Regions from separate parts of the Homo sapiens genome. Here region 2 is linked to region 1. The links are chromatin loops, found by intact Hi-C in ENCODE. Cell type or tissue: uterus. All regions are shown on one strand. Each heading gives the region's core, and the rest is flanking DNA. Links, peaks and the distances in the headings are about the cores only.

Evidence for each region. Peaks named below come from ENCODE experiments on the same cell type or tissue, not always from the same donor. Only the 100,000 strongest peaks of a DNase experiment are listed, where the experiment ranks them.
Region 2: it touches region 1 in a loop (2.6-fold over the local background); 2 of 110 quality-filtered maps call a loop at or near these places.

What each region holds. Positions count from the first base shown.
Region 1 is chr17:77,571,358-77,581,027 of GRCh38, forward strand. No RefSeq gene overlaps it. Among named protein-coding and RNA genes, the nearest start is that of LINC01987, 150 kb to the right of the region's middle. RefSeq lists enhancers at 206-1,145, 1,146-2,084, 8,507-8,616. In uterus, for the core only: no CTCF peak of the experiment used is centred there; no DNase peak of the experiment used is centred there.
Region 2 is chr17:77,519,363-77,529,032 of GRCh38, forward strand. It overlaps LOC400622 (a long non-coding RNA gene), which reads left to right and starts at 7,639. Exons shown (of 3, transcript NR_148967.1): 1 at 7,639-7,783. RefSeq lists enhancers at 8,264-8,764, 8,765-9,265. In uterus, for the core only: no CTCF peak of the experiment used is centred there; no DNase peak of the experiment used is centred there.

The DNA.
Region 1 (9,670 bases), core at 497-8,496:
CAAAAAGGCCACATCCTGGGGCCTCGGCCCTTTGACAAGGGAGAGGAGGGGAGGCGGGAGGGGAGGCGAGGGCCGAGCGGGGCCGCGAAGGAGGCTGTTGGAATAATCCCCATCTCAGGGCAACATCTTTCCAGCCCTAATTAGACTCCGGGGCATTATCCCTGCATGCGTTGTCGATGGCGGCCAGGAAAAGGGCGAGGCCAACTTTATTTCTGAATTTGGACTGACTTAAAGAAGTGGCATCACATTTGAAGGGCACCCAATCGCTCCGTTGCCCTCGCTGCATGAAATTGTATCTGCTTGCCACTTCCTATCTCGCCGGGCGCAGCTGGGCTGTAAGTCATTGGTGATAACATTCTTTATTATGCCGTCGTGTTTATGAACTGTGCCTGGAAAGAGATGATAGAAATATGCAGCAATATGCAAAGGCATCGGGGAGGAGGGGGAAGGGGGAGCAAATGTTAGTTGCCAGGGCAACGATGGGGCTATTTTGGGCATCGGATTTTGCGGATGATGAAAACCATTTTCCTGCAACGGTTGGACTCTCCCCTCCCCCTTCCTGGAGGCGATAAATGCACAGTGAATATTTAGGAAGGGGATGGCTTAATTTCTTAATTAAAAATTATGATCTTTTCCTCTCTGCCTCCTTTAAAAACGGATAAAAAAAATCGAAGGGTGTTGAGAAGCATTCTTGAGTGGAAGGCGAGCTTTCGTTCTGGTGGAAGGAGATGTGTGAATAATGCACTCACTTTACTGATGCCTGCCACCTCCCCCATCAGGCTCATCCACCGCCTTTCACCTACGCCGACTTAACTCTGATAAACTCCCCAAGCAAAATCCCCGAGCCCCAGACCTCAGCCTAATCTCAAAACCTCCAGGTGTTTATAAGCAAGCTGAATTCCAATGAGTCTCGGGGCAACTTGGCTTCCGACGAGATGGCTGGAAGATGGCTCCATCTCTGGGCACAGATGTCCCTGAGAAACAAAAGCTCAGGACCAGGGGCTGGGACGATGCCCTCCTCCTGCCCCTCCATCTGAGACACAGGCTTCCCGGAGGAGGGATTCGCCCTCTGCAGGCACTGGGCTGCTTATGTAAGCCTGGTCAGCTCCACACCCAAAAGGAGGCGAGGCTGGTGCCCGTCTGGATTTGTGACTGTGTCCCGCCATCCCACGTGCTGTGTCTGTTTCCATAGGGTGGAGGAGCTAATGGGTTTCAACCTTGCCTCCTCCCTGCTGTTTCCTCAGTGGCTCTCCAAGTAGGGTCCCCTGACCGGCAGCCACAACCGCAGCGTCACCTGGGGATTTGTGGAAAATGCAAAATGTAGGGGTCCCACTCCAGACTTGCTGAATCAGAACTAGAGGCAGGTTCTAAGGAAGCCCCTGCAGGTGAGGCTGATGCAGCTGCAGGGTGAGAACCGCTGTGTTAAAGACAGATGGTGCCCAGGTATGCATTATCCTGCCCCCTTGCCTGCCACACGCCCTGCCTCATAGCCTGCAGGTGCTCGATAAGTGGGTGTGGAATGAATGGATCTGGGGAAATAATCCTGCAGTATAATCTCCCACCCTCTGGCCAGCCTCTGTGCCCACTGCCCACCTGCCAGCCTCCCCAGCATGCTCTGGTGTGTGATGGGAGAGCCGAGGGCCGTGAGGACACAGCAGGTGATTTTCCAGGCTCGCAACCCAAGGTCTGGGGTTGGAGAGGGATGACTCATGGCAGCCTTTTTTCCTACTTGTCTGGGCCTCTGTGACTGGCTGGCACCCCTCTGTCAGGTGCCCCTATGAACAGGTCACCCAGACATGTCACTGAGTTCTGGTACCAGGTCTAAGACATGCTCCTGGGTCCAGAACCATCTTGCGGGGACAGCTGGCTTCTGGAAAGTTCCATAGGTGTCAAAGTTGGAGGAACAGAATGCATCTCATTGGAGGGTGGGTGGCTCTTGCTTTGTGGTTGGAATGGGTTCGTGCAGTTAACGTGCTCTTTCTGTATCTCTGGCTTTGTGACAATGAGTCGTGCTGTGATTCCCAGTACCCCTTCCTGCCCACTCCCTCCACCAGAAGGAGGACCCCTGAAGATGTCTGTGGGCCAGTTTTGGGAGGTTCTTTGGGATAAATTAGGAGAGCAGGTGGCTGGTGTCTTCAGCTGTAGGCTCTTCTTGTGGGGATGTCAGTTATCAGAACATTATTACTCTGAGTCTGAAGAGAGTAAAATGATTTATGCTTTCTTTTGAAAACAAACTTTTAATTGCTTATCAGCCAAGTAATACATTCTCATGTAGAAAAATTGAAAAATATAGAAAGGTATGAAGAAATAAAGTATCTACAGTTTTCCTGTCTGGAGATAAAAGATAATCTTTTTCTGCCTTTTAGTTTTTCTCTTTATTTTTACAGACTTGAGATCATATCGTATTCTGCTTTTTTTAGCTATCATCATAATGTGAACATTTTTCCATTTCCTTAAATAGTCTTTAATACATCCTTTTTTTAGTGGCTGCATAATATTTTATAGTGTGGCTGTATCATAGTTAAGCGTTTTTTTTTGAATAAATGATTTTCCATGTCTCTTTCAGGCTATGGAAGTGGCAGCTTGTGATTTTAATACCAAAGAAAGCCCAGAGCTCAGAGAGAGGCAGAGGTGAGTCTCTTTGTGTTTGACGCCTGGCATTTGAGTTGTGCTGAAGGAAGAGAAGCCAATCCATCACTGGGGATTGAAGTTAGCTTCTGTGGTGACATTCATGGGTGAGAGACAAAATCACTTCCCGCAGGGCAAGTGGCAGCATTTGGCATTTCGCAGGTTACCAGTGAGGTAATGGAGTCAAATAGAAGTTCACTGGAAGCTTCTTTTTAATGCCCTTGAATGGGCTGTCAAAGGAGGAAGAGGAAGAGCTGCCACTCTGCCAAGACCCGCCCTCTGCAGAGCCCTGGATACGTACCAACTGCCCCTCAGGTGCAGTAGGCCAGCAGGCTGGGGCCTTGTGCTCTTTGGGTAGGTGGACCTGCTGGCAGGGCCCTCCCCACTCCTGTGGGGGAGAAGCAGAGATCAGCCTGGAGTCTTGGGTAATATTTCTGCTCCATTTTCCCCCTCTATTTTGGGGTCCACACACCATGAATGAGAGTGGCTGAAATGAAAATCTCGAATGAACGGTATGAAGGTCAGCCCACACAGCGAGGTTTCCCGCCTGCTCCACTCTGTCCTCTCTCCGATGACACCTCAAACTTTCCATGCTTCTTTGCAGCTCTTCTTTTGCAGGAATTGGAACTTGCCACTTGTTTCCAAAGCCCTTCCAAGTCCACTCCCTTCTTCCCATCATTCCCATTACAGCCAGCTCTACCAACAGGGAACCCCAAAGGCCATAGGCGTGGTTAAGCAATACTCGAACCATGGGGCCTCTTTTGTACAAAGTTATTTCGGCAGAATTTATTGCAGCATAAGTGTAAATACCCCATGATCCTCTGGGGCAGGGGTCTCTGCAATGGCATTGTTGACATACGGGACCAGATAATTCTGTGTTGTGAAGGCCCGTCCTGAACATTGTAGGACGTTAGCAGTGTCCCTGATCCCTACCCACTAGATGCCAGTAGTAGGGTGCCCTGATCCCTACACACTAGACCCACTCAGTCATGACAACCACATATGTATTTCTTTTCTTTTCTTTTTTTTGAGATGGAGTCTTGCTCTGTTACCCAGGCTGGAGTGCAGTGGTGTGTTCTCAGCTCACTGCAACCTCCAGCTTCTGAGTTCAAGCAATTCTCCTGCCTCAGCTTCCCAAGTAGCTGGGATTACAGGCACCTGCCACCAGACCTGGCTAATTTTTGTGTTTTTAGTAGAGACAGGGTTTCACCATGTTGCCCGAGCTGGTCTCAAACTCCTGACCTCAAGTGATCTGCCTGCCTTGGCCTCTCAAAGTGCTGGGATTACAGGCGTGAGCCACCGCACCTGGCCCCAAATATGTCTTTCAACATCATCAGTTGTCCCCTGGTCATGCCCAGTTAGAACTGCTGATCTAGAACACCATTTCCCAAAATGTGTTTTGTGGAACCCAAGTTTACTGGAATGCCAGTGAGTACTTTCTGAAAAGTGAGGTCCTGAAATCAGCAGAATTTGATCAACTGTGGGCTGAACACAGTTAAAAGATTTAACAGGGCTCTGCCTCCATTTGCTTTGGATCGCTTTTCTCACTTCTCTTCTGTTCTTTACCCGGCTTTCAGCAGAGTGTCCTCTCCTGTGATTCTTTCTAGAACATCTTCATTTCTTCAGGGGTTTTATTTTTATTTTTATTGTTTTTTCCTTCCACTTCTCTGCATTATTCCAGATCACAAACCATTTCCTCTTATCTCTCCTGAGCTCTTGTATCTCTGATCTATTCTTTTGTTTCATATAGGTTCTTGCCTTTAATTTGAGTAAAGACTTTGGCCACATTTTTCATAGTTCAGTGGCAACATTTTTGGTGATGTACTGTGAATACCTCATGGCCCTGCTGCCTGGAACGTGGCGGGCACAGCTTGTCTCCACATCTGCTTCCTGCTCTGCCTGAACCTCTCCATAGCCCCCCTGCCCTCAGGCCACAGCACTTTCCAATTCTTTTTTTTTGAGACGGAGTCTCGCCCTGTCGCCCAGGCTGGAGTGCAATGGTGAGATCTCAGCTCACTGCAACCTCCACCTCCCGGGTTCAAGCAATTCTCCTGCCTCAGCCTCCCGAGTAGCAGGGATTACAGGCACACGCCACCATGCCTAGCTAATTTTTGATATCTTTAGTAGAGACTGGGTTTCACCATGTTGTCCAGCTGGTCTCAAACTCCTGGCCTCAGGTGATCCACCCGCCTTGGCCTCCCAAAGTGCTGGGATTACAGGCGTGAGCCACCGTGCCTGGCCTGCACTTTCCAGTAAAATGATGTCATTCTAAGGATAACAAGCCATGTTTGTCCAACAGATGACCCAACATCACTGGGGAAGAAAAAACAAGTGTTTGGCATTGGTGGGGAATCATTTAAGCCTGTCTGTCCCATTGCTGAGTCTCGGAGACCAATACCTAGAGTGTTTAATGATGGTGCGGCTTGAGAACAACAGGTGTGGCTGTCAGAGAGGATCATGCCCAAAGAGGAACATTCTCGATGTGGAAGTTGGGCAGATCTGCCCAGATTAGTGACTCTTCAAGAGTGGAGGAGCACAGCTTGTTTATCTGTGTTTATGAAGGGCTCCAGAGTAGACAGTTCATGTATTTATCTCTTTAGTTCTTATCACACATGCTTTCCAGGAGGTGCAGGAGAGAAGCGATAGCGTCTACTGCGTCTTTTGCTAGACAAGGGGAGAGGAAGCATGCTGTATGTATGGAGATACTTATTTAGGTTATAAATTTACCACTCACAGTCTCTAAGTTGGATTGCCCATCGGCAGTGATTTGCTCTGTTACAGTATTTAGTTTTGTTTCAAAAGCCATTGGTGATTTTAACTCTCTCCCTCCTTGTGGGCTCTAGTCTTAAATCCTACAGGACTGACACTAAATTCGTCACCTTTCTTCTCCTTCCCTCCATTTCTCCCCACAGTTTCCTTCACATGGACCACATTGTTAAGAGTAGCAGCTCACACCGGGTGAGGTGGTTTTTGCCTATAATCCCAGCACTTTGGGAGGCTGAGGCAGGCGGATCACCTGAGGTGAGGAGTTTGAGACCAGCCTGGCCAACATGGTGAAACCTCATCTCTACTAAAAATACAAAAATTAGCTGGGCGTCGTGGTGCACCCCTGTAATCCCAGCTACTCGGGAGGCTGAGGCAGGAGAATCACTCGAACCTGGGAGGTAGAAGTTGCAGTGAGCTGAGATCGCGCCACTGCACTCCAGCCTAGTCAACAGAGTGAGACTCCATCTCAAAAAAAAAAAAAAAAAAAAAAAGAAAAGAAAAAAAAGAGTAGCAGCTCAACTCTTAGGTTATGAGACTTGGAGTCACTCATTGTCTCTACTCCTTCAAACTCTAGACATTATCTGTCATCATATTTATTGTCTTTTTCCTTCCAAAATGGTTCTCAGCATCATCCCCAAAGCCCCTGCCCAGACAAACCACAGAAATGCTGCAGGCAAAAGGATAGGTGTGAGAACGTATGGCAGGGTTATGTGACTTAGCCAGGAAGAGTTGGTGGGCGTTGATGTCCAGGGAAGCACCCTCTGGGGAAACAGCTTTCTGCCTGAGACCTGAAGGACCAGCATCGTAGGAGTTCGGCAACCTGGGTTTCCTCCCTCCAGCCTGTTCCCACGGTCCTTCAGCCTGGTCTTCCTCACCTAACCCTTTGTGGCAGTTTTCTGGGGCTCCTGTAGCCAAGTACCACACACCGAGGGGCTTGAAACCACAGAAGTGTATCCTCTCACAGTTCAGAAGGCCAGATGTCCAACATCGAGGGGTTGGCAGGGTCAGTTCCTTCTGGAGGCTGTAGGGGAGGATCTAACCCATGCCTCTTCCTAGGTTTTGGGGGCTTCCGACAATCTTTGGTGTCCTTTGGCAGCCTGCAGCTGCCTCCCGTTGATATCTGCTCCATCTTCACATGGCCTCCGCATGTGTGTGTGTGTGTGTGTGTGTGTGTGTGTGTGTCTTCTCTTCTTTTTATTTTCAAAGGACACCAGTCATATCCAATTTAGGGCCTCCTGTAGTCCAGTAGGACCTCATCTTAACTTTCATTACACCTGCAAAGGCCCTATTTACACAGTAGGCCACATTCACAGATTCTGAACCTTGAACCATGAATTCTGGTGAGACACGATTCAACCCAGTACACCCTTGTTTAAGAACCGACCCAAGAGACTGTTTGAAGCTGTGCAATGAATCCCAGTTCCTGGATATCAAGTCCAAACTTCCTAGGCAGGCTTTTACTTATTTATTTATCTATTTATTTTTTGAGGCAGCGTCTCACTTTGTCCCAAGGCTGGAGTACAGTGGGGCAATTATGGCTCATTGCAGCCTCCACTTCTCGGGCTTAAGCTATCCTCCCACCTCCGCCTCCTGAGTAGCTAGGACTAGAGGTGTGACCCACCATGCCTGGCTAATTTTTTTTAATGTTTTTGTAGAGATAGGGTCGCCCTACATTGCCCAGGCTGGTCTCAAATTTCTGGTCTCAACGGATCTTCCTGCTTTGGCCTCTCAAAGTGTTGAGATTACAGGTGTGAGTCACTGTGCCTGGCCCAGGCAGAGTTTTTATTTTTATTTTTATTTTTTTCCGAGATGGAGTCTCGCTCTGTCACCCAGGCTGCAGTGCAGTGGCATGATCTTGGCTCTCTGCAACCTCTGCCTCTCTGGCTCAAGTGATTCTCATGCCTCAGCCTCCCGAGTTGCTGGGACTACAGATGTGCGCCACCATACCCAGCTAATTTTGTATTTTATTTTATTTTTATTTATTTATTTATTTATTTATTTATTTTGAGACGGAGTCTCGCTGTCTCCCAGGCTGGAGTGCAGTGGTGCCATCTCGGCTCACTGCAAACTGCGCCTCCTGGGTTCACACCATTCTCCTGCCTCAGCCTCCCGAGTAGCTGGGACTACAGGCTTTCACCACCATGCCTGGCTAATTTTTTGTATTTTTAGTAGAGATGGGGTTTCACCGTGTTTGCCAGGATGGTCTCGATTTCCTGACCTCGTGATCCACCCGCCTTGGCCTCCCAAATTGCTGGGATTACAGGTGTGAGCCACTGTGCCCGGCCTCTAATTTTGTATTTTAGTAGAAATGGGGTTTCACCATATTGCCCAGGGTGGTCTCGAACTCCTGACCTCAGGTGATCTGCCCACCTTGGCCTCCCATAGCTCTGGGATTACAGGCGTGAATCACCGCACCCGGCTAAGGCTGAGTTTTTACAAACACCATTCCGATCTATGGACTCACCCTTATATCCCACCACCCCCAGGACCATCTTCTCAGTCGAGCTCATGTTCCCGGCCCTGCCCATGCTTCTTCTGGTCACTCCTCCTACCCTTGTTGAAAGATACATTGCCCCTGCCCTGGCGTACCCCTGTGGTCCTCAGCTCTGGCCTGTCTTTTCCACGGCTGCACCAAGGCTCTTTGCCTGAGACGCTCTGTTCCCATGAGGTTCTCTTGGCCTGTGGACAGCAGGAGTTAGGAAGCCCCAAGGAATTAGCACCTCCAGGGAGCAGCCCTTATCCAGTGACTTGTGGGAGTAAGTGAATAAAGACCTCATCTTTCTTGCTCTTCTGGTGAGATAATTCTGAGGCGCATGGCAAGGATGCCATTTTCCAGAGTTCTGCAGTGGGATTAAGCTCCGCTCTCTCTCGGAGGAGACATGTTGCTACCTCACCCTTTTGAGGTTGCTTCACCTTCCCTGCCCCACTTACCCCCTCCCCTGCAGGTGCTTCCCATGACCACCTGCCACATCCACCCCCAGAAACCCTGCAGCAGGCTCCACTTCAGTGAGGATCCCAGCCTCTCATACTGCTTTCTGCACTTAAAATGCCTATTCACGGCTGATATCAAATGTATGCTCCAAACCAGTTCCACTTCCTTCTCCACACTTTCTAGGATGACGTCAACCTGCACAATTTCTCTTTTCTCAGAACCGTGAGTGCCACAAGAGTCGGAACTCCTTTGGCCTTTCTGCTGCTTTTTGGCTTTGTTTGATTTCTCTTTCACAGAGACCATGTTTTTTGCATCTCATGTGGAGCACGTCAAACAACTTCCTAAAATTTCCCCAGAGCTCGTATAGAATCTGTGCTTCCTCCAAGTCTGCAAAATTCTGTTCCTTTTTCCTTGTCCTGTGTCACCTTTTTACCGTGGGCTTATTGTTTTTCTTCTCTTGTCTTTTTTCTTTTCTTTCTTTTTTTTTTTTTCATTTTTTGAGCCAGAGTTTCGCTCTTTTACCCAGGCTGGAGTGCAGTGGTGCAATCTCAGCTTGCTGCAACCTTCGCCTCCCAGGTTCAAGCGATTCTCCTGCCTCGGTCTCCCGAGTAGCTGGGATTGCAGGCATGTGCCACCACACCCTGCTAATTTTTGTATTTTTAGTAGAGACGGGATTTTGACATGTTGGCCAGGCTGGTCTTGAACTCCTGACCTCGTGATCCACTCAGCTCGGCCTCCCAAAGTGCTGGGATTACAGGTGTGAGGCACCGCACCTGGCCTTCCTTGTCTTTTTATTCATTCTTGCAGGAGGAAAGAAATTTCCAGAGCCAACTGACATTTACCATCATGTCTATTTGCTGAAAAAGAAAAACAAACAAAAACAAAACCCTACTGGCCTCCCTTTCTTGGGTCTGCAGTGGGGCAGCCGTTCTTGGCAGGGTCCTGGGGTCTAGTTGAGTTTTTCCATGTGGTTCTGCTGTATTCAAGTAGGATTTTCTCCCACCCCTTTCCACTTGATGACAACACTCAGAACCAGGTGGATTGCGTGGAACCGTCCGAGCCTCCGGCTGCTCTGGAGTGCAGGTAGCCTGCCACCTGCTCCTGCTCTGACTGTGGTCACTGGAGCCATATCCACAGCCTATTTGTGGTTCTGTGCTGGTTTTCTCTTTGATAGACTATTTTATCCAAGATGTGCTAGGAATCACAGACCAAGGCTGAGGCTGTGGCTTCTGCAAAAGTTTGTTAATTCCTGCTCTTCCCACCTCCTGCTTGCCCAATACCATCGAGAAAGAGCCAGAGAGAAAAAGGGAAATCCCCTCCACACTGCTCCCTGCATCCTGGCTC
Region 2 (9,670 bases), core at 649-8,648, 52 kb before region 1:
CAGGCCCGCCCCGAGGAGGCTCATAGTTTCCCAGTCAGCGCGGTGTTTGTGGAAAGTTTGTTTCAGCCTTTCCAGTACTCTCTTATTCCTAGGTTCTCCCTGTGAAATTTCTTTTTTTTCTTTTTTTCTTTTTTTTTTTGAGATGGAGTCTTGCTCTGTCGCCCAGGCTGGAGTGCAGTGGCCCTACCTCGGCTCACTGCCAGCTCCGCCTCCCGGGTTCAAGTGATTCTCCTGCCTCAGCCTCCTGAGTAGCTGGGATTACAGGTGCACGCCACCATGCCCAGCTAATTTTTGTTTGTTTTTAGTAGAGATGGGTTTTCACCATGTTGGCCAAGCTGGTCTCAAACTCCTGACCTTGTGATCCGCCCACCTCGGCCCCCCAAAGTGCTGGGATTACAGGCGTGAGCCACCGTGCCTAGCCATGAAATTCCTGACTGGTTTGCTGCTTACCCCAAACTTACCATAACTGTTCTTGCTGATCCAGCTTGGGGAGGATAGAGCATCCCTAAACAAGAAGACCACAGACCTTTACTACTCTTGCCAAAAGCTCTGCAGCTTCTCAATAATGGAAGCTTCTCAACTCATTGTCTGTCTTTGGTTGACTAGCCCCCAAAGGTGGTTGATTTTTAATTTTGTCCATTTCGTACTTGTTTTTTTGTGGAGAGAATTCACCAACCTTTTCATGCCAACATAGTCAGAAGTGCCTCCAACAGATTAAGGTTAAAAACCAGATGACTGGTGACTGGACAATCTCAACACACATGGAAAAGGTACAGGATTAAAATTTAATGGTCACTTGTGAATAATAATAATAACTTCATCTAGTAATCATGGTTGTCTACCAAAAACTCATAGCAAGCATTGTACTTAGTGATGAAATGATAAAGACTGTCTCTTTAAAGTCAGAAACAAGACCAGGAAGCACACTCTGGGTGTTCCAAGCCAAAAGGGCTTTTTTTTTTTTTTTGACAGGGTCTCACTCTGTCACCCAGGCTGGAATGCAGTGGTGGGATCTTGGCTCACTGCCGCTTCTGCCTCCTGGATTCAATTGATTCTTGTGCCTCAGCCTCCCAAGTAGCTGGGATTACAGGTGTGCACCACCACACCTCACTAATTGTTGTATTTTTTACTAGAGACACGGTTTCACCATGTTGGCCAGGCTGGTTTTGAACTCCTGGCCTCAAGTGATCCACCTGCCTCGGCCTCCCAAAGTGTTGGGATTACAGGTGCGAGTCACCATGCCTGGCCTCAAAAGGGATTTAATGTAAGAAATTAGGTGCTTTCAGAGTTAATGGAAAGCTAAAACAGAAGACATTAGGGTCCATCACTAGCTTCAGGGTCACGGCACTGTGGCTATGAGAGGGAGCCCCTAAAATGACTGCTAGCCATGCAACAGGAGGCAGCCACCTGCGTAGACAGGGATGGGTGCCTGGTGAAACCCACCTTCAAGCCAAAAACAGCCTGAAGGCTGAAAGACTGGACCGCTGGTGCCGGATGAAACCGAGACGCAGAGTGAGAACTTCTGTTCCTGTTTGCCCGCCCTTCCCCGATTGATTCTTTCTGAATAATGCCTTTCAACCAATCAAATATTGCCTTTTTCAATACTACCTACGGCCTGCCCTCCCAGCCTCTGAGCCCATAACAAGCCCTGGACTGAGCCATATTAGGGGAACTTTCCTGCTTTCGGGTAAGGGGACCACCTCCATGTCCCCACCTTTGGGTAAGGGGACTACCCCCACATCCCCGCCTTCCGGTAAGGGGGCCACCCTCCGTCCCCTCTCTGCGGAAAGCTGTTTCATCACTCGCTAAAACTCCCTGCCTTGCTCACTCTGAGATTGTCAGAGCATCCTCATTCTTTTTGAGCGTGGGACAAGAACTCGGGAACTAGTGCACAAGCCAGACTCGGCCCAGGGTGGAGCATCGTCAGCCGGAGGTCCCTGGCTTCCAAAGTGACCGAGAAGAAAATCCTGACTAGCATCATCACTGCTTCCCACCTCCCGGTCCCAGGATCTGCAGTGGGCAGGCTGGAGATCAAGGAGAGCCGATGATGGAATTCCAGCCTGAATCCAAAGGCCTGAGAACCAGGACAGCCCACAGTGTTAAGTTTGAGTCTGAAAACTGGCAGTCTCAAGACACAGGAGAGCCAATGTCAGTTCAGGTCTGAAGGTGGGACGAAGCTGTTGTCCCCGTGAAGCTGGAGACTAGACAGTGAGAGGGGATCAGGAGCTAGATATGCTGGGGCTCGCTCAGGAACCACCCCCGCTGCAGGAAAGAGTTAGGACTGCTGTGTCCCTGCACCTTCTAAATACTGCATTCAGTGTATCTATGGGTAGACCCTAAATTACAGCTGTGTGAATGGAAAATAAATCTCAGGACCCCCAAATCACCAAGCCAAAGGGGAAAGTCAAGCTGGGAACTGCAGCTTGGCAAACCTGCCTCCCATTCTATTCCTAAAGAAGATAGTTACAAAGGTGAAAAAGCTAGGCCGGGTGCGGTGGCTCACGCCTGTAATCCCAGCACTTTGGGAGGCCGAGGCAGGTGGATCACAAGGTCAGGAGATCGAGACCATCCTGGCTAACACGGTGAAAACCCGTCCCTACTAAAAAATACAAAAAATGAGCCGGGCGTGGTGGCAGGCACCTGTAGTCCCAGCTACTTGGGAGGCTGAGGCAGGAGAATGGCATGAACCCGGGAGGCAGAGCTTGCAGTGAGCCGAGATCCGGCCACTGCACTCCAGCCTGGGCAACAGAGCGAGACTCCACCTCAAAAAAAAAAAAAAAAAAAAAGCTACAGACCTCCCTCACAATTTGCCCACAAGGAAATTCCTTGTGGACAAAGGACAGATAAAACTCAAAGTCATCCCTCTGCTCACCTGAGACCAATGCAGATCTGATGGCTTCCTCTGCCCTACTGTTTCACTGAGCCAGACCAAGGCATGAGTGACTATTACTGTCAATTGTGTATTCAGTGAAAGGCTAATCAGAAACTCAAAAGAATGCAACCATTATCTACCTATGACCTGAAAGGCGCCTCCCCGCTTCGAGCTGTCCCATCTTTCCGGACCAAACCAATGTACCGCTTACATATATATATATACACATATATATATATATATATATATACACATATATATATATATATATATACACACATATATATATATATATACACACATATATATATATATACACATATATATATATACATACATATATATATATATACACATACATATATATATATATACACATATATAAAATTTTTTTTTTTTTTTGAGACAGAGTCTTGCTCTGTCGCCCAGGCTGGAGTGCAGTGGCCCGATCTCAGCTTACTGCAAGCTCCGCCTCCCGTGTTCACGCCATTCTCCTGCCTCAGCCTCCGAGTAGCTGGGACTACAGGCGCCTGCCCCGACGCCCAGCTAATTTTTTTGTATTTTTAGTAGAGACAGGGTTTCACCATGTTAACCAGGATGGTCTCGATCTCCTGACCTCATGATCCGCCTGCCTTGGCCTCCCAAAGTGCTGGGATTACAGGCGTGAGCCACCATGACCGACCCAGCTTACATATATTGATTGATGTCTCATGTCTCCCTAAGATGTATAAAACCAAGCTGTGCCCCAACCACCTTGGGCACATATCGTCAGGACCTCCTGAGGCTGTGTCACAGGCAGGTCCTCAACCTTGGCAAAACAAACTTTCTAAATTAATTGAGACTTATCTCAGATGCTTTTTGGTTTACAGCTGGTATCCTGTAAAATCAAGGTGGTCTGGGAAATGTAGCATTTAGCCTTCTAGCTCCCATGCTACAAGGTGGTGGAACTGGATGCTGAATGCCATAGAGAGTATCTAGCACAGACATATAGAAAAATTCTCTTCTGGTCTTTCAAGATAAAAACAGGATCTATTTTATTTTTGTTTATTTTTAATTTTTTTTTGTTTTTTTCTTTTGAGATGGAGTCTCGCTTTGTCACCCAGGCTAGAGTGCAGTGGCGCGATCTCAGCTCACTGCAAGCTCCACCTCCTGGGTTCAAGCGATTCTTCTGTCTCAGTCTCCCAAGTAGCTGGGACTACAGGCGCCCGCCACTACACCTGGCTAATTTTCGTATTTTTAGTAGAGACGGGGTTTTGCCATGTTGTCCAGGCTGGTCTCGAACTCCTGACCTCAGGTGACCCACCCACCTCAGCCTTCCAAAGTGCTGGGATCACAGGCGAGAGCCACTGCTCCCAGCCAGGATCTACTTTAGCTCCAAACCCATCTTGAATTTATGTCCCCAGCCCAGATGAAGCAGGGGAAATCGCTGGTGAATATTCGCATTAGTCAGGGTTCTCCCCTCTGTCTATATCTCTGCCTCTCCTGTTGGTCCTGTTTATATAAAGAGATCTATTATTAGGAATCGGCTCACGTGATCATGGAGATTGGAAAGTCCCGTGATCTGCAGTGGGCAAGCTGGAGACCAGGAAGAGCTGATGGTGGAGTTCCAGTCTGAATCCAAAGGCCTGAGAACCAGGACAGCCCATGGTATACGTTCTAGTCTGAAAGCTGGCAGTCTCGGGACACAGGAGAGCCAATGTCAGGTCAAGTCTGAAGGCAGGACAAAGCTGTTGTTCCAGCTTGAAGACCATCAGGGAAGAGAAATTCATTCTTGCTTGGAGGAGGGTCAGCCTTTTGTTCTGTGCAGGCCTTCAACTGATGATGAGGACCCCCTCCACACTAGGGAGGACAAACTGCTTTATTCTGTCCACTGATTTAAATGTTAATCTCAGCCTGGCTCGGTGGCTCATGCCAGTAATCCCAGCACTTTGGGAGGCCTAGGTGGGAAGATCACCTGAGGTCAGGAGTTCCAAACCAGCCTCGCCAACATGGTGAAACCGTGTCTCTACTAAAAACACACAGAAAAATTAGCTGGGTGTGGTGCCACACACCTCTAATCCCAGCTACCCAGGAGGCTGAGGCAGGAGGATCACCTGAGCCCAGGAGGTCGAGACTGCAGTGAACCATGATCACACCATTGCACTCCAGCCTGGGTGACAGAGCAAGACTCTGTCATAAATAAATGTTAATCTCACCCAAAACACCCTCACAGAAACACTCTAATGTTTGACCAAATTTCTGGGCACCCCGTGGCCCAATCCGGTTGACACATAAAATTAACGATCACAGCATTTGTGAAATGTCTGACATTTTATGACTGGTGCTTTTGAGATGTTCTATATCTGGCAGACAGAATCCCTAATAAACAACACCTTACAGCTAAGGAGCATGTTTGACTCTGGCGTTCTGACTGATGTTCACATCAAGGAGAGAAAAGAACGCGAACACTTCTCGAAGAGGAGGGGGCATGATGGGAGCCTCCTTCCTCTGCTCCTCCCTCTCACTCCCCTCCCCCAGCCTGGTGACTCTGGCTTCTACCTGCAGCCCCATACCTGTCTCACTGACTGATGGTTGTGGCTTTAGAGCCAAAGTTCCTGAGCCTCTGAGCCTATCCAGCCACATCAAAAGCCACTCCTGCTGCTGGCTTCCAGCTCTAGTTAGTTGCTCACACTCCTTCCCAAACCTCATGTCTTGTGGACTTTTTGCTCCCTGGCCTTCCAGGATCGGTCCTGCCTTCACATGGACCTGATTCTCTGCTGCCTGGACCCACACCTCATGTGTTTAGGGATCTCCAGATGACCCATAGCTCATGTCACTGTACCTGCCAATCATCTTCTCATTTGAACCAGACCCTGCCTGGTGGCACCCAGGAATCTACCCCCTACCCTGGGGACAGGTCTCCAGTCCGGGTGAGAAAGGTGCTATGTATCTAGGGCTCATCCCGCTTCACGCTGAAGGTGACGGGGGGTGGCAGTGTGTCCGGAATTGGTGGGTTCTTGGTCTCACGAACTTAAAGAATGAAGCCACCGACCCTCGCAGTGAGTGTTACAATTCTTAAAGGTGGTGTGTCTGGAGTTTGTTCCTTCTGATGTTTGGACATGTTTGGAGTTTCCTCCTTCTGGTGGGTTCATGGTCTCTCTGGCTTCAGGAGTGAAGGTGCAGACCTTCACCGTGTGTTACAGCTCTTAAGGCGGCGCCTCTGGAGTTGATCCTTCCTCCCGTCAGGAGTTATTCGTTCCATTCCTCCTGGTGGGTTCATGGTCTCGGTGGCATCAGTAGACCTTCACAGTGAGTGTTACAGCTCATAAAGGCAATGCGGACCCAAAGAATGAACATTTATTGTAAAGAGCAAAACAACAAAGCTTCCACAGCTCAGAAGAGAACCCCAGCAAGTTGCCCCTGCTGATTCGGGCAGCCTGCTTTTATTCCCTTATCTGGCCCCACCCACATCCTGCTGATTGGTCCATTTTACAGCAAGCTGATTGGTCCGTTTTACAGAGAACTGATTGGTCTGTTTTGACAGGGTGCTGACTGGCACGTTTACAAACCTTTAGCTAGACACAAAAGTTCTCCAAGTCCCCACTAGATTAGCTACACACAGAGCACTGACTGGTGCATTTACAAACCTTGAGCTAGACACAGGGTACTGATTGGTGTGTTTACAAACCTTGGGCTAGACACAGAATGCTGATTGGTGTACTTACAATCCTATAGCTAGACATAAAAGTTCTCCAAGTCCCCACCCGCCTCAGGAGCCTAGCTGGCTTCACCTAGTGGATTCTGTGCCAGGGCCGCGTCAGGCGCCTGCACTCCTCAACCCTTGGGCGGTCATGGGACTGGGCGCTGCCCAGCAGGGGGCAGCCCCCGTCGAGGAAGCTCGGGCCAAGCGGAAGCCCACCAGGAGGGGGTGGGGGGTGGGGCTCGGGCAGGGCGGGCTGCAGGTCCCAAGCCCTGCCTCATGGGGAGGCAGCTGAGGCCCGGCGAGAATTCCAGCATGGCTCGGGCGGGCCGGCAGTGCTGGGGGACCCGGCGCCCCCGACCCCCCCAGCTGCTGGCCCGGGTGCTAAGACCCTCACTGCCTGGAGCCGCTGGCAATAGCCAGCGGATCAGAGTGTGGGGCCCGCCAAGAAATCGCCCTGGCCCGGGGAGCCCCCTGGGCAGCCCCGGTTCCCGCCCGCGCCTCTCCCTCCACAACTCTCCCTCAACACCTCCCTCTCCACTCCTCCCCGCAAGCAGAGGGAGCCGGCTCCACCCTCGGCCAGCCCAGAGAGGGGCTCCCACAGTGCAGTGGCGGGCTGAAGGGCTCCTCAAGGGCAGCCAGAGTGGGTGCCGAGGCCAAGGAGACACCGAGAGTGAGCGAGGGCTGCCAGCACACTGTCACCTCTCAGCAGCATACAAGGGCCACCTGGGAAGTGGCCACTGAATCTGGGCTCAGGCTATAGGCCCCCTCTCTTGATCTTCAAGTTCAGTCTCCCATTTTTCCTTGTCATTTTTGTTTTGCCAGCTTTCAGTGGCAGCAGCCCCTCCCCCTGGGGCTCAGAGCTGGAGAGGGAGTTTTAAGTGGTTTCTGCAAAATATTTTGGAGGAGAATGATCTGCCTTTAGTAGTCAAGGACTCTTCTTGCAACACTCAGGCTCTGTTTTATGGACAGAAAGAGTCCAGGAGGCTCTCTGAGCCACACAAGGCCCTTTGCAACCTTCCTGGGCTCGGGCTGCGAGCAGCCATTTTGGAACATGTGAAACGGATTTTAAATTCCCTCTTTGCAGTTTGAGAAGATGGCGGCCTGAACCGGAGTCCTTCTTCCCCTCCTCCCTCTCCGCTGCTGCAATGCCCAGGCCCCCCGCAACGTTCCTCGTCTGTAATGGTGCCAGAGGCTTTAAATCTTGCAGAAGCCACATCTGCTGCCTGCAGGTAAACCTCCCTGGCTGAGCCCACTGCGCACGCCTCCACGTTCTGGAGCCAGAAACAATGAGAAGCACAATTCCGGCAGCATCTCTCCTCCCGGTCATTTGCATAGCACAACCTCTCCCTCCACCCCCTCCTGTCTCCCACGTGGATCTTCATGTAATTAATTAATATCGCGTTCATCAGAGCTTAATTCATGTTCTTGTAATATACAAGGATTAAAAAAAAATCCTACCAAGAGAGCAGTAATAGGCTCCGGCTTTTCTGGTCTGGGAGCAAATATAATGAGCCTCCATGAAAATATTGAATCGCTTCCCGCAGTCTCCACACCTCAGAGCACTGGCATGTTTACTGTGGTAAGCCACCCCTGTGTTTAGAAACATCACGGCCTGCTTTCCTACAGGGGTAGCCATGCTGGGGGCCTCTCTGGAGCCTCTCCTAGGAGTGCATTCAGCAGGGCAGAGGCTCGGAGCTCTTCCCGGGGGTACATTCAGCAGTGGCAGAAGCTCAGCAGATGATGGGGTTCTGTGTGGGTGAGAGCTGAGGGTTGGGTTTCCTGCACAATGCCAAGAGTGCCAAGAGTGGCATTGCAAGTTACTCCTTCCCTCCCAGAGCCCATTTATTTTTAAGCCACCCTCTCCCCTCCACTACAGTGTGATGGCTTCTCCATGCTAATCGCCCTATAGAACAAGGAGAAAAGGAAAGGTGGGCCCTTCACGGTATATATTTTGCTCTTTGATTGGAACGAAATGAACTCAGTGTAACGTCCAGGCTGTTGTGGGGGCTGGGTTGTTTCTGGACAGAAAGTCCCATCTGTGTCCAGGGGGCCGCGTCTGAGTTCGGGGCATCCACACTGGCACGCTGTTTTGCTCGGAGCTGGGACATAACACGTGGGCTGTGTGAGCGCTCTTGGGGGCTGGAAACCCAAGGGGCCGATCAAGGGTTCTTGATTCAACCAAACCTCCCCCTTGCCATCCTCCATGCAGAACGCGTCCCTGGGGCCTTCACCCTGTCGTGAACAAAGCACGACTATTTTGTAAAGGGAAGATCAAAGAGCCAGAAGTCGCGGATGAGTGTGTGGCAGGTGGGGACTCAGAGTGACAGTGGCCATGCGGTGTGTCCCGTGGTCGCCCCAGAGGCGGATGGGCCAGGCCGCTGCACATACCCTGGGAGGAGGCAGGTGGGGAGGGAACCCGAGGACCCTGCCTATGTTCACCCCTCTGTTCCTCTCTGGGACCCACTATGGCTGGAAGGGACTTTTTCCTTCTCCCCCCACCCCTCCCCTCCTCACCTTCCCTCCCCCTGCTTTTTAATTTCTTCCCTTTTGCAAGGCTTTTTGTCCAGCTGGGGCTGGGAAGAAGATGCCCCCGACCCCCTCTCGTGGTCGCCAGGGTAGGGGTGGGAGGAATCTGGAAGCCACGTGCGATGCTCGGAGCTGCGTCCTCTGTCCTGGGGCGTGGGTCCGCGAGCGCCGCGCAGCCTCCCGGACCGCCCTGAGCTGCTGCGCCCGGCGCTGCTCCTCCTTCCCCAGCTCCGCGCCTTCCCCTCGCGATCCCCCTCCTGCCTCTTCGGTCCTGGAAGCGTCCCAAGATGGGGTGGGGGCATGGAGGGAGAGAGGGGAGGAGGGAGCTGCCCGGGGGCAGTGCCGCCAGGAAGTGGGACGGGGACTCTGGCGCCCCTCCAGGCTGCTGCGCGCGGGCTGGGGACCGTGCACCGCTTTGCGCGCCAGACGATGCATCTTCTGGAACGGCAGCTGAGGCAATGCGGGGTGTGAAGTGGCGGCGGGCAGAGGGGCTCGCAGGGGCTGGGATCCGCGTGCCCCTCTCTGCCTCGGTGCGGAGCACGATGTGCCCGGGCGGGGGCGAGGACGTCCGGGAGGGGCTGGGCTGCGCA